Regions from separate parts of the Homo sapiens genome. Here region 1 is linked to region 2. Evidence: read pairs that join two places in POLR2A ChIA-PET (ENCODE). Cell type or tissue: PC-9. All regions are shown on one strand.

Region 1 (2,500 bases), 220 kb before region 2:
GACTCTGCCTCAAAAAAAAAAAACCTTGTTTTTTTAAGATTTATCTAAAACATAATTCAAACAGGCATTACTTTTTAGAGAAGTTTCAGGTTCAAAGCAAGATTGAGAGGAAGGTACAGAGTTCTCATATGCCCCCTACCCTCACACATGCACAACCTTGCCCACTGTCAACATCTTGTACCATAGTGGTAAGTTGGTTGCAACTGATGAACTTACATTGACATACAGTTATCACCTGAAGTTCATAGTTCGCCTTCGGGCTCACTCCTGGTGGTGTACATTCTATAGGTTTGGGCAAATGTACGACGACATATATTCACAACCGTAGTATTATACGGAGTATTTTCACTGCCTTAGAAATCCTCTCTGCTCTATTTATTCACCCTTCCCTTCCCCCAACTCCTGTCAATCACAGATCTTTTTACGGTCTCCACAGCTTTGCCTTTTCCAGAATGTCATATAGTTGGAACCATACAGGATGTAACCTTTTCAGATTGACTTCTTTCACTAATATAAACGTATGTTTTCTCCATGTTTTTAATGGCTTGATAGCTCTTTTTAGCACTGAATAATATTCCATTTTCTGGATATATCAGTTTATTTTATACTTTACCATTCACCTACTGAAGGACATCTTGGTCGCTTCCAATTTTTGGCAATTATGGATAAAGCTGCTATAAATATCCACGTGCAGATTTTGCATCGACACAAGTTTTCAATTTGCCTGCATAAATACCAATGAGCACAATCCAATGGTAAGGGTACGTTTAGCTTTGTATAGCTTTTTAAAAACAACAAATATTCTCAAACTCTATGTCCAGTATGGTGGAGTAACTTCCCAGAAGACTGCCTTGCATATAGAAACTATAAACACTGCATTCAAAACAAAACAAAACAAAAAAAACCCAAACAATTTTCTTAAGGCTCTAGAGTCGGAGTCGGGTAGATTTCGGCGGAGAGCCAAAACATGGAAGGGGCCGGCAGGGGGTGAGTTTTGGGGCTTTGTGGCTTTGTCCTTAGGGTAAAGCACAGTCAGCGTGGCACAGAACGGTGGAAGCTCCCACTGAAAATCACCCTCTCTCCAGCCTGAGGCAGGCAGAGCCCACTACAAAGTAAGGGGAAAATCCTGGATATAAAACAGCAGAGAAGAAGAACCCAAGTTTCTGTGTGTAACTCTGCCCAAGTCTGTGACTAATCTCTGAATCACTTACGTTCACGGCAGACTGCAAAAAGCTCAGCCAAAAAAAAAAAAAAAAAAAAAAGAGCTGAACTGAGATCTGAGCCACCTACCAAAGGGGAGATAGTTGGCAGTTTGAGTTTAACCATGTTCACTGCCTGCTCAAATTGAAAAGCAGCTCTTTGGAGGAACAGTCCAGAGTCTCCACGACATAACATGCACAATGTCTAAGAATGTTGGGTTACAGTCCCAAAATACCGGATATACAAAGAACCAGGAAATGATGTTGGAGGCCTGGGGGAGGCAATCAAAAAAGACCAAAGCCAAGATGATCCAGATGTGTAAGTATCAAATAAGAACTCAAAAGCAACTATAATTATGCTTCATGATGTTTTTTAAAATGTGAGAAAGATTAGAAATTGAAAATTTTAAAAAGAACAAATGGAAACCTTAGAATGGAAAATTAAAATATCTGAAATAAAGACTCACTAGATGGGCTTTAATATCAGAATAGACATGGTAGAGTCAATAAATTTAAAGCGAATTTTTAAAAAATGACTAAGACCTGTGGAACAATATCAAAAGATCTAACATATGTTTAACTAGAGTTCTAGAAAGAGAGGAGAGAGGATGGCACAGGGAAAAAAACATGTGGGTAAATGGCCAAAACAAAACAAAATTCACAATTCAGTAAAATTCACACATTTAGAAATTCAAAAATCGAAGCAAAACTTGAGGATAAATATGAAGAAAAGCACACCTAGGTACATCATAGTCAAAGTGCTGAAATCCAAAAATAGGAAAAATCATGAAAGCAGACAGAAAAAAACTACACACCACATCTAGAGAGCAACAATTTGCTCTGAGAACCTCAGAAATCATAATGGAAACCCTGAAGGCCAAGAAACACTGGGGCATCTTTACAGTGCTAAAATAAAATAAATACTCAAAAATACTGATGTTCAGAAAAGATATTGTATTTGAAGACTGTTCTGGAATCAAAAGTAGCGTAAAAGAATTATACATCTAACCACTAATACCCAACATTGGTCTTAAGAGTACTCTTTTCAAGAATACCCAAACAAACACAGATGTTCCTATTACCTGTTTTCTCACTGTCCTTTATCTTTTTCATAAAGGTTTTTTCAATACTACTTGAATGTAAAAGAAATGTATCATTTTTAAAGGTAAACACTTAAAACTTTGAGAAACTATCGTTTGAAAGGCTGTTTCCAACTTTTGTAGCATTATGGTTCACTTAAAAAAAAAGTTACTCTAGCTCCCTGGCTCCCACCTGTAATCCCAACACTGTGGGAGGCTGAG
Region 2 (2,500 bases):
TTCAATCGAGGAAAAACCCCAGTTGGATTTACATGAATCTCTGTACAAATAGTGACGGCCACAGGCTTTTTCCATTCCTTCATGATTCCAGAAAAAACTATTGCAAGAGAGCCCTCCTTGGTCCTTTTTCCTTCTAAGACTATAGACTATCATAGGATGATCTCTTTCACTCTTATGACCTCCTTTATGCAGATTATTAATTAATCTATTAATTCTATCTATTAATGTTAGCCCATTTTTTTTCTCCTGAGTTCCAAATCAGTATTTCCAACAACCTATAGATGTCCTCACACTTGGATGTCCTGTAGGTCCCTCATAAATAGTGTGTTCAAAAGGGAATATACTTTTTTCCTTGCTTCTTACTTATTTCTTTTCTATCCACTATTATAAGAGAATGATACCACTCAGTTATCCAAACCTGAAACATGGCTCAAAGGAGAAGCTTTCCTTTGTCTTATGATCCATGTCCAATCATCTGGTTTTCTTCCTCTTTTTTAACCAAACAGCCTTAAAATCCGACTCTGGGCCAGGCGCGGTGGCTCACGCCTGTAATCCCAGCACTTTGGGGGGCTGAGGTGGGTGGATCACCGGAGGTCGGGAGTTCGAGACCAGCCTGACCAACACGGAGAAACCCCATCTCTACTAAAAATACAAAATTAGCCAGGCGTGGTGGCACATGCCTGTAATCCTAGCTACTCGGGAAGCTGAGGCAGGAGAATAGCTTGAACCTGGGAGGCAGAGGTTGCGGTGAGCTGAGATCGCACCATTGCACTCCAGCCTGGACAACAAGAGCGAAACTCCATCTCAAAAAAAAAAAAAAAAGCTGACTCTGACTTCCAATCTTTGTCGATGCATCAAAATTTTCATTTGAATTATTGTAAGAGCCTCCTAAGTGGACTTCTTGTTTCTAGCATAGCGTCCCTAGGAACTATTCTCCTACCAAGGCCTAAGTGATGTTTCTAAAAAGCAGAACCAATCATGTTACTTCTTTAAGGATTGAGTATAAATTCCTTAGCATGGCAGTCTCCAGTGGAATTTCTACAGGGAAGAGAAGATATTTTAAAAGATGTGTTCATACTGTTTCAAGTTTCTCAGTGAAATTCAAAAGGATACTGCATTAGTCAACAAGTGCAGGTTATGGGGAAAGGAAGCAATCCTAGAATATGAGGAGCCTCAGCTATGAAAAACTTAATTGCTAATCTAGAAACTGATGCTGCTGCAAGTCATGTAATTCAATTGGAGGACCAGATTAAGAAAGTACAGAATTCAGAGGAAAAAGTACAAAAGATGTAATTATGAGAGCAAAGAGAGCATACAAGAATAGTCCTAAGGGAAACAGAATGAACATATACCATTCCTCATGAAGAAAACAGAATAGATGAAAAAAATAATTAAATAGAAGAAGAAAACTGTTCTTCATCTGAAGAAAAACGTTGGTCTTCAGATTATAATGGCTAACTAAGTTGCAGGCAGGATTAAACAAAGACAGATATAGACATTTCCTGGTGATATTTCTAAACTCAAAGAATAACAAGAAATGCTTATAAGCACCTCAAAGAAAAGTCTAATTACCTACAAAGGAAAGAGAATCAGATTGGCTTTGAATGTCTCATCTGCAACCCTAAATAGAAATTGAAAAAGTAGAGCAATTTTATAGAGCTCTGAGAGAAAGGGATTGGGTCCTTTGAATTTTTTTTTTTAATTTAGAGACAAGGTCTCACAACATTGCCCAGACTGGTCTTGAACTTCTGAGCTCAAGGGATCCTCTTGCCTCAGCCAGAATTCTGAGAAGCTGAGATTATAGGCACACAGCACTGCACCTGGCAGGTCCTTTGAATTCTATATGCATCAAAATTAAAAGGCATTTTCAGATGTCATAACCAAAAAGTTTTAATGATAATGAGATTTTTATTATTTATTAGATTATTGAATAAAAATCTAGGATGTAGGGTAGAATATGGGGAAAAAATATACTGTTTGAAGTTCATATACATGTATATGTTTATTCTGGAATATAAAATATGTATATGAATAGTAGCAGGATATAAATAAAACAGATTTTAAATAATTGGTAAAAAGGTAAACACTAGCAGAATGTAAATAAAACTTAGGTTCTCAGTAATTAGAGAAAAAAGAACAAAGAAAATATCACAGAAAGAAATAACCAATAAATGGAAAACAAAGTAAGATAATATAAATATGACCAAACATTCCAGTTATGACAATTAATAAGAATGACTTAAATTTAACTATTACAACACTGAGACTTTCAGATGGGTGAAAAATGCAAATAGCTGCATTTTACAGAAACACACATAAAATGGACAGAAAGGTTGAATATAAAAGAATAGGTTTAAGCGCAAGTCCTATCAAACTTACGGGATAAAAGCCCCTTGTGATTTAATAGGATATTTGAAATTGGAATATTTAGAAATAATCCTAATTCATTTTGTAATTTTAGCACAATCCAAGCCTAGCTAAATTCCAGAACAAAAAGTAA

Evidence for each region. Peaks named below come from ENCODE experiments on the same cell type or tissue, not always from the same donor. Only the 100,000 strongest peaks of a DNase experiment are listed, where the experiment ranks them.
Region 1: POLR2A ChIA-PET joins it to region 2 with 11 read pairs; 2 of 35 experiments call an interaction of 5 or more read pairs at or near these places.

Annotation. Positions count from the first base shown.
Region 1 is chr9:111,355,644-111,358,143 of GRCh38, forward strand. No RefSeq gene overlaps it. Among named protein-coding and RNA genes, the nearest start is that of OR2K2, 27 kb to the left of the region's middle. In PC-9, no CTCF peak of the experiment used is centred here; a DNase peak (open chromatin) is centred at 1,208.
Region 2 is chr9:111,579,950-111,582,449 of GRCh38, forward strand. All of the region lies in intron 6 of PTGR1 (prostaglandin reductase 1), which reads right to left. Among named protein-coding and RNA genes, the nearest start is that of PTGR1, 18 kb to the right of the region's middle. In PC-9, no CTCF peak of the experiment used is centred here; no DNase peak of the experiment used is centred here.